Linked DNA regions of Homo sapiens: region 2 is linked to region 1. The links are chromatin contacts, found by Hi-C or POLR2A ChIA-PET in ENCODE. All regions are on one chromosome and are shown on one strand. Each heading gives the region's core, a stretch centred on a gene start or an enhancer-like site at or near the end of the contact. The rest is flanking DNA. Distances are from core to core; before and after follow the strand shown. Region 1 overlaps STAT5B (signal transducer and activator of transcription 5B). Region 2 overlaps STAT3 (signal transducer and activator of transcription 3).

Evidence for each region. Hi-C counts contacts between places; a loop is a spot of excess contacts on that map. ChIA-PET counts read pairs that join two places held with the same protein, here RNA polymerase II (POLR2A). Pooled maps may share reads with other maps.
Region 2: a map of naive thymus-derived CD4-positive, alpha-beta T cell shows a loop between it and region 1 (7-fold over the local background). The contact joins two enhancer-like sites. A Hi-C loop is called at or near these places in 1 of 168 maps with a recorded cell type or tissue (naive thymus-derived CD4-positive, alpha-beta T cell) and 8 of 50 pooled maps. POLR2A ChIA-PET finds 5 or more read pairs at or near these places in 8 of 52 experiments (B cell, GM12878, H1 and 4 more).

Annotation. Positions count from the first base shown.
Region 1 is chr17:42,244,264-42,251,885 of GRCh38, reverse strand. The region is part of intron 1 of STAT5B (signal transducer and activator of transcription 5B); the gene reads left to right. Among named protein-coding and RNA genes, the nearest start is that of STAT5B, 28 kb to the left of the region's middle. Within about 2 kb of position 3,110, at least 31 of the 41 ENCODE cell types and tissues checked have a DNase peak (open chromatin) inside an H3K27ac peak, as active enhancers do; they include GM12878, where a contact is called at or near this core.
Region 2 is chr17:42,333,563-42,341,184 of GRCh38, reverse strand. STAT3 (signal transducer and activator of transcription 3) reads left to right here. Exons shown (of 24, transcript NM_139276.3): 5 at 1,776-1,871; 6 at 2,373-2,454; 7 at 3,328-3,422; 8 at 3,599-3,750; 9 at 7,136-7,294; 10 at 7,420-7,512. Among named protein-coding and RNA genes, the nearest start is that of STAT5A, 49 kb to the right of the region's middle. RefSeq lists a silencer at 3,332-3,381 and enhancers at 3,512-3,821, 7,572-7,621. Within about 2 kb of position 3,529, at least 6 of the 41 ENCODE cell types and tissues checked have a DNase peak (open chromatin) inside an H3K27ac peak, as active enhancers do; they include GM12878, where a contact is called at or near this core.

The sequences.
Region 1 (7,622 bases), core at 1,861-4,360:
CTGGGATTACAGGCACGCATCACCACGCCCAGCTAATTTTTTGTATTTTTAGTAGAGACGGGGTTTCACCATGCTGGCCAGTCTGGTCTTGAGCTCCTGACCTTGTGATTCGCCTACCTTGGCCTCCCAAAGTGCTGAGATTACAGGTGTGAGCCACCGCACCCAATCTATTTGTATATTTTCATTTGAACATTTATTAATTATAGTAGGAATTTATCATGTATACCTTGTCTCCAACCCAATGCACAGTAGCATCAGGTAAGTTGCTGTTTAGTTATAGGTATCATGTGAACAGGTATCCAGATGGCAGCTAACTTCAGTATCCTTTGTTATCCTGTCTTACACACTGGGGTGTTTTACAAGTTGCTTTCTCATTTCTATTAATGACATTTCCCCCTGTATGTAAAATGTTTTCTGCCATTAGAAAGCCTAAGTTTCAGATGTTCTGTGATAAATATTGGTGATGGATAATAATGTAACTAATGGAAGCCCCTTAAGGAATTTGCGAACAAGTTTAACAAAGTTAACAACTCAGCTTCTTATAGGAAATGTTGCATTGCTAATTCTGACCACAAGTGGTCAGGATCTAGGTTTTGGCCTTATGGGAAAGTTACCCAAGCCCAGGACAGTTCTCGTTATTCTCCTCCCACTCACTTTTACAATCTAAAGCTTTTGGCTAATTTCTGATTGATTTAAAAGAATGAAGGTGAACCCCCACCCCCCAAATATGGCATCCTTTGGTTGTGCTTGAAGGTTTGTCTTCTTAGTGCTAACCCTCAGGGAAGGGAGTCTTATTTAAAGCCTTTTTTTTTGGATTGTCAAATAATCTTTTTGTATTCATTTGTGAATTGCATTTTATGATAATTCATTTTGTGGCTCGTGTTATAAAGGAGTTAAACTGCAGGTATCACTGTCAGGAGAAACTCATTTGACTAGCTGATGATTTTTTTTTTTTTTTTTTTGAGACAGAGTTTCCCTCTATCACCCAGGCTGGAGTGCAGTGGCATGATCTCCACTCACTGCATCCTCCGCCTCCTAGGTTCAAGTGATTCTCCTGCCTCAGCCTCCCGAGTAGCTGGGACTACAGGTGCCTGCCACCACGCCTGGCTAATTTTTTGTATTTTTAGTAGAGATGGGGTTTCACCATGCTAGCCAGGATGGTCTCGATCTCCTGACCTCATGATCCGCCCGCCTTGGCCTCCTAAAGTGCTGGGATTACAGGCATGAGCCACCGCGCCCGGCCTCGTGATGATTTTCAATAAGTAAACCACTGTGGTTCACAGCCTGAGCTCCGAAGGTGGACAAAACTCCTTGAATATTTATTACTACTACTGTTATTATAATTCTATTACTACTGCTGCTAGTACTTTATTTTTCTCATTTCCCATGCTTATTCCTTTGCTATTATTTAAGGTTTGGTGATGAAGTATAGGAAGGGCTTGGAAATGAAGTCATTTATTTTGTTTCCAACACAAAACAGTTTCTAGTGTGGGTGTGTGGGTGGCTTAATTTAACATAACAAACTAATACGTTTTTCCTTGAACTCCATACTATCTTCATTTCAAACTAGGTATTCTCAGAGTGGGGTTAAAATACTCTCCATCATCAAAGCCCAGACATTTTAGAACAAGAGCTTGTCTCACAAAAAGCCTGGTGTCTCTGTTGCCACCACAACCTGAAACTAACGAGTTAGAAACCACATAGAGCCAACGACATGGGGTAGGAGCTCGTAACATTTTCTCGCAAGTTTTGTGTAGATAGTTAAGCCGGGAACCGATCTGGTTGAGAAAAATGTTTAAAATCATCATTTTCCCTTCCTTCTCCTTCACTTTTATACTCAAAAGGGTCTAATTTTGCTCCTCTGGGAAGATTGAATGCGTAGGCTTTCATGTAGTTTAACACTCTCTTAATTTAAAGAAGTCTGGGTTTGGTGCAGTGGCTCACGCCTGTCATCCCAGCACTTTGGAGGGCCGAGGTGGGTGGAGCGCTTGAGTTCAAGAGTTCGAGACCAGCCTGGGCAACATAATGAAGCCCCGTTTCTACTAAAAATACAAAAAATGAGCCAGGCATAGTGGCACACACCTGTGGTCCCAGCTACTCAGGAGACTGAGACAAGAGGATTGCTAGAGCCTGGGAGGCAGAGGTTGCAGGGAGCTGAGATCACGCCACTGCACTCCAGCATGGGTGACAGGGTGAGACCCTGTCTCAAAAAAAAAAATTATATTTTCTATCCTCTTCCCCTTTTTGTTATGTGTTTTACAGTCTTTTCTCCATGTCTAATCTAAGAAACTTATATATTCATTGTATATATATCTACTGGTTGTCAGCATTGAACCTTGCCTGTGCCCTAGCATGTTGCAGAATGACTGACTTGACTTTATTTTGAGAATAAGTTCAAAATTTATTCTTTTTTTATCAGTTGACTAGGGACCTTATCTGTTGTTGCATTTATTATCTCTAAAATACCATCTTCTTTTTCTTTTTATTTTTTTTGAGATAGAGTCTCACTCTGTTGCCCAGGCTGGAGTGCAGTGGTGCAATCTTGGCTCTCTGCTACCTCCACCTCCCAGGTTCAAGCAATTCTCCTGCCTCAGCCTCCCGAGTAGCTGGGATTACAGTCACGCGCCACCACACCCAGCTAATTTTGTATATTTTTGGTAGAGACGGGGTTTCACCATGCTAGCCAGACTGGTCTCAAACTCCTGACCTCAAGTGATCCACTGGCCTTGGCCTCCCAAAGTGCTGGGATTACAGGCCTGAGCCACCTCACCCAGCCTACCATCTTATTTTTAGATGGAGACTTCTGGACATTGGTATAAAATCTGGATGGTTCCAGTCCTGACCTTTTCTTCATGTTTAATCTCACCTTCCTAACACTTCCACCACGTTGAAAAAGCGTAGCTCCATATGATCTTACTGCCCTTCGTTCAGTCAAGCGAGACACTGACATTGTGTAGATTCTGGGTCTCACATTTGCTTTGTTTTTATCTGGAGCTTTACTGGAAACTAAATGCTATTGCGTACTAGCTGCAGAAGCAGGAGGGGAAGTTGGCAAGAATTCGCTGCTTTCTGTTTGGTCTGTCTGAGGCAGCTGACCTTTTGGAAGGAAATCGCTGCTCTTCGCTTCTTCCGGTAACAGTGCCGCCTGTGAAAGAACACATACACAGAAGGGCTCTGCCGTTATCCTGGCTGATGCCTTGCAGCATAAGCTGTTAGTTAAGAGGTGGGAGCCTTTCAGTGCATCTGTTGTGTGCTGTAGGAGCATGCACTCAAGTTCCTACACCATGCTAAGTTGTGTGTAGATCTACTATTAGAGGTATAGTGAGAGACGGTCTGTTACCAGAAAAAGTAGGTTGCTTTAGCAAAAGTAATTGCATTTTATTTACTCCCACTATGAGTGCTGTAGTAAATGTGGACAATTATTTTGTGCACAATTTTAGTTCATCTTAATGTTAAATGTCCTGGTAATTGCTTTTTATACCTGGATAACCGTTGTTGTTTTTTTTTTTTCCCCAGCAGGACAAACATTTTGATTTGCTAAGACATGAGCTCTTATTAAATGTCATTTCTTCTCAGAATTAGAATAAGATTTTTTTTTTTTTTTTTTTTTTTGGACAAGATCTTACAATGTCACCCAGGCTGGAGTGCAGCGACACAATCACGGCTCACAGCAGCCTCAAACTCCTGGGCTTAAGCAGTTCTTCTGCCTGTCTCCTGAGTAGCTAGAACTACAGGCATGCGCCACCACACTGGGCTAATTTGTAAATTTTTTGTAGAGATGGAGTCTCACTATGTCGCCTAGGCTTGTTTCAAACTCCTGGCCTAATCAGTCTTCCCATCTCGGCCTCCCAGAGTGCTGGGTTTACAGGCATGAGCCACTGTGCCTGGCCCAGAATTATCTTCTTCTTTTTCTCATACATTTTTTTTTTTTTTAGAGAATGAGTCTGGCTCTGTCATCCATCTGGCATGCAGTGGCGCAATCATAGTTCACTGCAGCTACTAACTCCTAGGCTCAAGTGATTCTCCCACCTCATCCTCCCAAGTAACTAAGACTACAGGTGTGCGCCACCACACGCTACTACTTTTTGTTTTGCTTTCTTTGTAAAGACAGAGCCTTGATATGTTGCCCAAGCTGGTCTTGAACTCCTGAGCTCAGGTGATCCTCCTGCCTCAGCCTCCCAAAGTGCTGAGATTACAGGTGTGAGCCACTACACCTGGCCAAGATTTAGCTTCTTAACAAACCTGCTACTCGTTGGATCCACTTTTTCTGCAGGACTTGTTTTACTTAAACACAGGTAGTAGGACACCCCACAACTTGGGATTATTTTTGGAAAGCTGTAGTTGGGTTTCATATCACCCAGTAAGCAAACAAGGGAACTAACCAGCTGATGAAGCGTTTCTCTCTTAAAAGAGGAGATTTCAGTTTTGTATTGTTTTAACTAAAACATATTCAGTTCAGTTTTTATTTTGTTATTTGAAATGACATATTCAAGTTATGTCTAAGTAAAAATGAAACATTTTAATTCATGGCAAATTAAGAGAACACAGCTACCTGGAAAACGGGGCAAACTGCCATATCCTTCTGTATTTAGTTTTGGTTCGGTGGATAGGTGTGCTTTTCTAAGGTATTATTGGTCTCTTCCCTAGATTTGCTGTTGATGGCAGAGATGGTTGGGTGAAGGTTTGTGTTGATGTACATAAAAGACATAGAGATTAGTACAGAGAGAAACATCTCAGGGCCCCCTTAGCAAGATTGCCCTGCAGTGCTTCTGTTCTTGGAAACTGGTCTGATCTGTTCCACTTTCCTGGGGTAATGAAGAATCCAGGGGGAATACAAACCCTGCGTTGGTTTTAGGTATAGGTTCTTGGCACAAAATAAATTGATATCAACAAAACAGGAAGATTTCTCCCCGGTTCTGTTGGCCTTTGAGTAGGAGCGAAGTTAGGAACCAACAGCTGAGGTTTCCTGTGATCTGCTCTTGTAATGATAGCTTTCTAGACACCTTGAATTGTTACTCTTGAACTGTCAACGGCCTTCACGTAAGCCAGTTGTGTTCAGGTATGTGATTAGAGGTAAGGGATGTGTTTGTTTGTGTTTAGAAATGGGGTCTCACTTTGTGGCTCAGGCTTGAGCATAGCGGCGTGATCATAGCTCACTGCAGCCTTGACCTCCTGGGAGCGCTCCTGTCTCAGCCTCCTGAGTAGCTTGGACTGCAGAAGTGAGTCACCATGCCCAGCTAGAAAGTTTTTTATTTTAAAGAAATTCTGGTACCGTTGTGAGTGACTTTCTGTGTATTTCGTTCTATTTACAGTTGGTACAAGTTTGCTTAGTCACATCAAAGATGAAAGAGGGCCACTAATATATATAAATATATGTCAGAATTACAAATTAATCTGCTATTAACAGTCTTAAATCACTATTTGAAAACACATTTAAGGCACTATATATTTGAAAGTGAAAGAATTGCATTTTAAAAAAAATTTTTTTATAATTCTGAATTTTTACTTTATAATTCTGAATGTTCTACTTAAAATTAAAATTTTTTTATAATTCTGAATTTTTACTTTATAATTCTGAATGTTCTACTTAAATCAAGGCTGCCCAGGTAAGACAGTGTCATAACCTGGATATTATCATGTTAGGAAATATTTCTTCCTGTGTTTTATGTCTCTTTAAACTTGGTTCCTGTGGGATAGTCAGTAGTACCAATTCCCCATTGATTATTAAATTTATATCTTAAGTTTTACATTTTAAACACAATTTAATCAAAAACTTTACAAAAATTGTACCAAAAAGCCCCTTCACCTAAATGTAACAACTGTTTACACTTCTCTTTGACCTTTCTCTATTTGCCCTCTTGCATACGTGTTGCATACACTTTTCATTTAACATTCTTTTATTTCTACTCTAAAAAAATGTGTCTACAGGCCAGGTGTGATGGCTCACATCTGTAATCCCAGCAGTTTGGGAGGCCGAGGTGGGAGGATCACAAGGCCAAGAGTTGGACACCAGGCTGGCCAACATGGTGAAACCCCATCTCTACTAAAAATACAAAAATTAGGGCTGGGCGGGGTGGCTCACGCCTGTAATTCCAGCACTTTGGGAGGCCGAGGTGGGCAGATCACCCGAGGTCAGGAGTTCGAAACCAGCCTGGCCAACATGGTGAAAACCCGTCTCTATTAAAAATACAAAAAATTAGCCGGGCATGGTGGTGGGCACCTGTAATCCCAGCTACTCGGGAGGCTGAGGCAGGAGAATTGCTTGAACCTGGGGGGCGGAGGTTGCAGTGAGCCAAGATCGCGCCATTACACTCCAGCCTGGGCAATAAGAGCAAAACTCCGTCTCAAAAAAATAAAAATAAAAAATTAGCCAGGCATTGGTGGCAGATGCCTATGGTCCCAGCTGCTCAGGAGGCTGAGACAAGAGAATTGCATGAACGCGAGAGGTGGGGGTTGCAGTGAGCCAAGATCATGCCACTGCACTTTAACCCTGTTGAAAGAGCAAGACTCAGCCAGGCGCGGTAGCTCACGCCTGTAATTCCAGCACTTTGGGAGGCCAAGGTGGGCGGATCACAAGGTCATGAGGTCGAGACCATCTTGGCCAACATGGTGAAACCCTGTCTCTACTAAAACTACAAAAATTAGCTGGGCATGGTGGCGCGTGCCTGTAGTCCCAGCTATTCGGGAGGCTGAGGCAGGAGAATCGCTTGAACCTGGGAGGCAGAGGTTGCAGTGAGCCGAGATCGCGCCACTGCACTCCAACCTGGGTGACAGAGTGAGACTCCATCTCAAAAAAAAAAAAAAAAAAAAAATTAGCCAGGCATTGGTGGCAGATGCCTATCTATGGTCCCAGCTGCTCAGGAGGCTGAGACAAGAGAATTGGTTGAACACGAGCGGTGGGGGTTGCAGTGAGCCAAGATTGTGCCACTGCACTTTAACCCGGTTGAAAGAGCAAGACTCTGTCTCAAAAAAATAAATAAATAAAATAAAAATTTAAAAATGCGTCTACATGGTTTTTATATTTCAACATAGCTTTTATATTTCATTTAACTGGTTGCACCATATCCCATTAGATTAATACATTATAGTCTAATCATCCCCCTATTTTGGACATTTTGGTTATTTCTGTTTGTCCCGACGGTATATATCCCTGGGAATTGGCCTGAATCAAGGCACTTGTCAAAGAAAATTTTGCTAGGTAGAAACTAAACACTGTAATTCTCAATGGTAAGAGGGAGGCCATGAACTTTAATAGGGAAAATATTGGTAACATGTGTGGATTTATTAATAAATTGCCTGTTTTGTTTGTTTTTAACTTTCAAACAAGAGGAAAGGGATTATATTTCATTTAAGCAGTATAGAAACAGGGTATTGTAGTAGCTGAGGAGTTTTTTTCCTGAACTAAAAGATTTGAATTGTCCAAGAGACAGATTCTAAGATGAGTTGATCTTGAATTACAGTACAAATATAAACCTTCACTAGAAATTCTGAGGCTGGCTGGGTGTGGTGGCTCACACTTGTCATCCCAGCACTTTGGGAGGCCGAGGTAAGAGGATCACTTGAGCCCAGGAGTTCATGACCAGCCTGGGCAACATAGCAAGACCCCATCTCTAAAAAAAAAA
Region 2 (7,622 bases), core at 2,280-4,779, 89 kb before region 1:
GTGATCGTTAATCATGTTTTCTCCCTTTAAGTGTAGTCCTGCTTGAGAAATAGACATGAGAAAGGAATGAAGGTTAAAACATCAGCTGTATTGTTGGTAAAACTAGAATGGAAAGTGTGGCTTGAGCTGGTAACCATAGGGGCTTTCCAATGCCTGTGCCCTGAGTTAGATCTTGGGGTAGAGAGACTGGATGTGCAGAGCAGCACCCCCACCCCACCCCAGCCATCCATATGGAGCTTCAGCTGCCATAGACCAACAAGGCAGAGGGATAGGCCTCTAGACCTGCTTCTAGAAACCAGGCTGCTGCTCTTGCTTATGGTGGGCCCTAGGAAGGCAAGAGTGAGAGGAGGGAGGCACCAGCTTAGGTGCTGGGTTCTTTGAAGATCTGTGTGTACACAGAGTCTTTCTCTCCATCTTACCAATCAGATGAGTCACTGTCACTGTGGGAAGAAGTAGGGGCATGGGTCACCTTCCCAAAACTTCTAAGAAGTTTGTATTCTGTGGGCTTGGATAGGGACCATGGGAAAGGAAGAGAATGGTTGCCCATAAAACTGGCTGTAGTGTGGCCTCAAACTTCTGGACTTAAATGATCCTCCCACCTCAGCCTCCCAAGTAGCTAGAACTACAGGTATATGCCACCATGCCCAGCTAGTTAAAAAAAAATTTTTTTTTTTTTTTGGTTGAGATGAGGTCTCTTTCTATGTTCCCTGGGCCGGTCTCAAACTCCCAGCCTCAAGTGATCCTCCTGCCTTGGTTTCCCAAAGTGCTAGGATTATAGGTGGGAGCTACCATGCCTAGCCCAAGCCTGTAATTTTTTTTTTTTTTTTTTGAGATGGAGTTTCACTTTTGTTGCTCAGGCTGGAGTGCATGGCGCAGTCTTGGCTCACCACAACCTCCACCTCCCGGGTTCAGGCGATTCTCCTTCCTCAGCCTCCCGAGTAGCTGGGATTACAGGCATGCACCACCAAGCTCAGCTAACTTTGTATTTTTAGTAGAGATGGGTTTCTCCGTGTCGGTCAGGCTGGTCTCAAACTCCTGACCTCAGGTAATCTGCCCACCTTGGCCTCCCAAAGTGCTGGGATTACAGGCATCAGCCACCGCACCTGGCACGAACCTGTAATTTTTAAGTTTCATATGCTATTTATTTTTTGTTATTTCTTTAATTCATTCATTCATTTATTCATTCGAGATGGGGCCTCACTATGTTGACTAGGCTAGTTTTGAACTCCTGGCCTCAAGCAGTCCTCCCACTTCAGCCTTCCCAAGTGCTGATATTATAGGTGTGAGCTGCTACATCCAGCCTTCTTTCTTCTTTTTCTTTTTCCATGTGCTATTTGACATTTTCCAAGGTACCAGCCTCCCCTTCTCCCCAAGATAATATCTTTTAATATGGAATTTCATCCCTAGGGCAGGACTTTTTTTTTATTATCCCTCAGAAATATACTGGACACCACGTTTAAGTAGACATCCAACATCTGCTGTCATAAATTGTTTTGAATTTTTTGACATACTTGCCCATGAGGTTTTTGAAGGCATAGACCATGTCTTAGCTGAACATGTGGTCTCTTAGTGCCATAAAGGGGGTTTATGGTATGACCTGTGTAGTGTCACCTGTGTAGTGACAGCACCACTGCCTCTGTTTCCCTTCCTCTTGTGATGGCAGCAGCGTCTCAAGCCAAACAAGAAGGGTAGTTAGGGTGGGATGGAAGCTGGGTAGAGGTATTCCTCTCCCCATAGTTCTGTGTTCACATGTGCATTGACCTCCTTTTTGGCAGCAAGGGGGCCAGGCCAACCACCCCACAGCAGCCGTGGTGACGGAGAAGCAGCAGATGCTGGAGCAGCACCTTCAGGATGTCCGGAAGAGAGTGCAGGTGATGCAAGTTACAAGCCTCGGGCAGGGAGCTTTCATTAATTTTTTTTTTTTTTTTTGAGACAGGGTCTTGCTCTGCCACTCAGGCTGGGCTGCAGTGGCATGATCACAGCTCACTGCAGCCTCGACCTCTCAGGCCCAAGCGATCCTCCTACCTCATCCTCCCAAGTAGCCGGGACCACAGGCATGCACCACCACGCCCAGCTAATTAAAAAAAAAAAATTTGTAGAGATGGGGGTCTCCCTGTGTTGTCCAGGCTGATCATGAACTCCTGGGCTCAAGTGATCCTCCCAACTCAGCCTCTCAAAGTGCTGGCATTACAGGCGTGAGCCACTGCACCTGGCCAACAGGGAGCCTTCTCTTGGGGATACTGCCTGCAGGTCCTGCATGTATCTTTTTTGAGGTTTTGGCTTCATTTGAATTCTCCTCAGAAACTTTATATTTTCTGTTCCCAAGGAAATCTTTCTTTACTTCTGTTTTTTTGTTTGCTTATTTTAAACAGGATCTAGAACAGAAAATGAAAGTGGTAGAGAATCTCCAGGATGACTTTGATTTCAACTATAAAACCCTCAAGAGTCAAGGAGGCAAGTGAATATTAGAGATGTTAAAATCTCTAGAAAGTGAGTTTGTGTTGTTGAGTTGAAAGACTCATTTGTCTTAACTCTGTTTAGATCTTAAGGCGGGCGGGGCGCAAGGGAGGTACGGGTCCTCAAAGGAGCCTGGTCATTAAGGACAGGAGTATTCCCTCAGGTCCAGGAGTATTCCCTCAGGTCCAGGAGTATTCCCTCAGGTCAAGGAGTATTCCCTCAGGTCAAGGAGTATTCCCTCAGGTCCAGGAGTATTCCCTCAGGTCCAGGAGTATTCCCTCAGGTCCAGGAGTATTCCCTCAGGTCCAGGAGTATTCCCTCAGGTCCAGGAGTATTCCCTCAGGTCAAGGAGTATTCCCTCAGGTCCAGGAGTATTCCCTCAGGTCCAGGAGTATTCCCTCAGGTCCAGGAGTATTCCCTCAGGTCCAGGAGTATTCCCTCAGGTCCAGGAGTATTCCCTCAGGTCAAGGAGTATTCCCTCAGGTCCAGGAGTATTCCCTCAGGTCCAGGAGTATTCCCTCAGGTCCAGGAGTATTCCCTCAGGTCAAGGAGTATTCCCTCAGGTCCAGGAGTATTCCCTCAGGTCCAGGAGTATTCCCTCAGGTCCAGGAGTATTCCCTCAGGTCCAGGAGTATTCCCTCAGGTCCAGGAGTATTCCCTCAGGTCCAGGAGTATTCCCTCAGGTCCAGGAGTATTCCCTCAGGTCCAGGAGTATTCCCTCAGGTCAAGGAGTATTCCCTCAGGTCCAGGAGTATTCCCTCAGGTCCAGGAGTATTCCCTCAGGTCCAGGAGTATTCCCTCAGGTCAAGGAGTATTCCCTCAGGTCAAGGAGTATTCCCTCAGGTCAAGGAGTTTTTTCTTCCTTCGCAGACATGCAAGATCTGAATGGAAACAACCAGTCAGTGACCAGGCAGAAGATGCAGCAGCTGGAACAGATGCTCACTGCGCTGGACCAGATGCGGAGAGTAAGGGCATAGGTCGGACCACTTCCCCCATGTGTCTCGCTCACTTGCGGGATTTCAGCGTCTTGTGGCAGAACTTGCTTGGTTTCTAAGAAGTTCCTGCTCTGGAGTTGACTAAAGAATGTGGTTAGAGACAGTCTGAGGAAATGTTTTCTGACTTTGTTTTGGTTTCCAACCAGAGCATCGTGAGTGAGCTGGCGGGGCTTTTGTCAGCGATGGAGTACGTGCAGAAAACTCTCACGGACGAGGAGCTGGCTGACTGGAAGAGGCGGCAACAGATTGCCTGCATTGGAGGCCCGCCCAACATCTGCCTAGATCGGCTAGAAAACTGGTAAAGGATGAAAGAAGCTTTTCCTTTCTTTCTCGAAAGCTAGATTGAATTCTGATCTTAACTGCAGGCCCACAGAATTGGTACTATATCTCCAACGTGGGGACTTTTCCATATTCAAATTTAGCCCAAGAATTAAAGTTTTTACTTTATTTCGGCCAGGCGCTGTGGCTCACACCTGTAATCCCAGCACTTTGGGAGACCAAGATGGGCGGATCACTTGAGGTCAGGAGTTTGAGACCAGCCTGGCCAACATGGTGAAAACACATCTCTACTAAAAACATAAAAAAATTAGCCGGGCGTGGTGGTGCGCACCTGTAGTCCCAGCTACTCTGGGCGGCTGAGGCAGGAGAATCACTTGAACCTGGGATATGGAAGTTGCAGTGAGCGGAGATCTTACTACCGCACACCAACCAGCCTGGGAGACAGAGTGAGACTCCATCTCAAAAAAATAAAAATAAAATAAAGTTTTTACTTTATTTGGAGAAACTTTGTTTTAAAAAATGTATTTATATTATTATATTTTAAGTATATTTTACTTAATAATTCAATTAAGGCTTTTGGTTTAACTGTATTTAACAGATAGACAAACCTTTTAATTTTAGTTATTTTAGTAATCTAAAATGACACATGCCCTTTTTAAGGGAAAAAATTCAAATACAGAAAATTAATCAAGAGAAGAAAAAATTTTTAAATGAAATCATCAGCAGTACTAGTAGTTAAAATTTAGTTGATGCTCAATCTAGACATCTGTCATTATGTATATACACATTATGTATATACACATAAAGATAGAAATTTATACAGTTTATATTAGGATCATTTTTTTTTCTTTTTTTGGAGTCAGGGTCTCACTGTGTTACCCAGTCTAGAGTACAGTTATGCAGTCATGGCTCACTGGAGCCTTGACCTCCTGGGCTCAGGCAGTCTTCCCACCTTAGCCTTCTCAGTAGCTGGGACTACAGGCATGCACCACCACACCTGGCTAATTTTTAAATTTTTTATAGAGACAGGGTCTTACTTTGTTGCCTGGGCTGGTCTCAAATTCCTGGGCTCAAGGGATCATCCCACTTCGGCCTCTCAAAAGCTCTGGAATTATAGATGTGAGCTGCCGTGCCCAGCCCAGGATCTTCCTTTATATGCTTTTCTGTAATTTGCACTTTTACCTTCATCCAGCATATCTTACTGCAACCCTTCCTGTGCAAGGCCCTATAGTGAGCATGTTGCACCAGCTTGCCTTAGGAGAAACTTGAGATACAGAGCCTGCACTGGAAATTTAGCGCAACTCTACATGAGAATGCCTGTCTATTCATATCCTCACTAACCCTGAGTGTTGTTAATTTACTGAAAGCAGTTTTAAATGCTTCCTGACCAGGGAACGAAGAAGCTTAAGTTCTGGGAATGGGAGGATAGAAGTGCCAGAAAAGAGCTCAGGAGTTCAGAAATCCCTGCAGCGGTCCCCCTCCCTCTCCTTTCACTTTCTGTCTTTCTGGTCTTTTGGTCTTTGTTACACTAGTGATAAACCATCAAAGAATGATGGAATGATGCTAACTTCTCTCTTTTTTTAATTTTTTTGAGACAGAGTCTCACTCTGTCACCCAGGTTAGAGTGCAGTGGCATGATCTTGGCTTACTGCAACCTCCTCCTCCCAGGTTCAAGCGATTCTTAGTCACAACCTTCCAAGTAGCTGGGATTACAGGCCCATGCCACCATGCCTGGCTATTTTTTTGTATTTTAGTAGATCGACCTGCCTCGGCCTCTCAAATTTTTGGGATTACAGGTGTCAGCCACTGCACCTGGCCTAATATCTCTATTCTTGGAGATAGATTTAATGAGCTTTTTCTCCCTCTCTATTCACTTATTCCTTGTGCATGTTATCAATATTTTGAAACATAATGTCATGTCCTTTGATCAGTTGAAGGCTGACATTGAAAAGGCTTATGGGGATTGGGTGTTGTGGCTCACGCCTGTAAATCCCAATGCTTTGGGAGGCAGAGTCGGGAGGATCACTTGAACCCAGGAGTTTGAGACCAGCCTGGGCAACAAAGTGAGATCCCATCCCTACAAAAATTTAAAAAACTAGACATGTGCCATTACACTTCAGCCTGGGTGACAGAGTGAGACTCCATCTCAAAAAACTAAACTAAACTAAACAGGCATGGTGGCACACACCTATAGTTCTAGCTACTCAGGAAGCTGAGGTAGGAGGATCACTCATGTCCAGGAGTTGGAGGAGGCAGTGAGCTATGATCATGCCATTGCACTGCACTAGGCCACAGAGTGGGACCCTGTCTCAAAAAAAAAAAAAGAAAGAAAGAAAAGAAAGGGCTCATGTAGTTCAAGCCCTTCTCTTCATGCAAGGGGATGCTAAGGCCCATGATGGTGAAGGGCCTGGCAAAGCTTGCACAGATAGTGTGTGACAGAGCTGGCTCAAACCCATCTTTGGGAGCTGTCTAATCTCTTTTTCTGAGTCTTTATGTTCATAGACAAGTTAGGATGAGTAAAGTAAGTGCTAAATTCCATATTTCGTGTTCTGCATATCTGGGCTCAGATGCTTGTCATTTTCCAGTGATAACTCCATCAATGCCTCCTAGTGGTATAAATTTTAATACTTCTTGTGTGCCCAGCCCCCTCTTAGAAATTTGAGATTTTAGGAAGGGACTAGTAATAAAAGGTAAAATAAATTATTTTCTGGCCAGGCATGGTGGCTCACACCTGTAATGCCAGTACTTCGGGAGGTCGAGGCAGATGGATCACCTGAGGTCAGGAGTTCAAGACCAGCCTGGCCAACAAGGCAAAATCCCATCTCTACTAAAAATGCAAAAATTATCCGGGAGTGGTGGTGGGTGCCTGTAATCCCAGCTACTTGGGAGGCTGAGGCAGGAGAATCACTTGAACTTGGGAGGCGGAGGTTGCAGTGAGCTGAGACTGTGCCACTGCACTCCAGCCTGGGCAACAGAGTAAGACTCTATCTCAAAAAAAAAAAAAAAAAAAAAAAGGCCAGGCGCAGTGGCTTACACCTGTAATCTCTCAGGAGGCTCAGGCAGGAGAATCACTTGAACCCGGGAAATGGAGGTTGCAGTGAGCCGAGATTGCACCACTGCACTCCAGCTCAAAAAATAAATAAATAAATAAATTATTTTCTTTTTTTATTTATTTTTTCAGCATCCACCCAACATGGTGAAAAATTCCTCTTTTCTTAATGTCACTGAACTGTAAACTTAAGATGAAAAATTGTAAATTTCATGCTATATATATTTCACCACAATAAAAAAATTCCTTGTTCTTATTGTAGTGGTCTCCATGTCTTCAGTATTTCCTTCCCCTTCTCCATCTCACCTGTATACATTCACTTTGGTAATTAGCATCTTTCTTAATTTATTGGCAGGATAACGTCATTAGCAGAATCTCAACTTCAGACCCGTCAACAAATTAAGAAACTGGAGGAGTTGCAGCAAAAAGTTTCCTACAAAGGGGACCCCATTGTACAGCACCGGCCGATGCTGGAGGAGAGAATCGTGGAGCTGTTTAGAAACTTAATGAAAAGGTAATTTAGCATCCTTGTCCCTTTCCCTCATCTAAAAAATACCTAAAGACTCACGTGGTAGAGTGAGAGGCGGGCTGACTTCTGGTCATGGCCGTGGCGCGTGAGCCCATCTTCTCTTTCCTCAGTGCCTTTGTGGTGGAGCGGCAGCCCTGCATGCCCATGCATCCTGACCGGCCCCTCGTCATCAAGACCGGCGTCCAGTTCACTACTAAAGTCAGGTAGGCCATGCCACTTCCATTTCCAGTAGAGATTTTACTGAGGGACACTGTTAGGGTGAGGGTAGAGTTGGTGGCCAGGGTCATTCTTTCCAGGTGTGGTGTCACAGGCA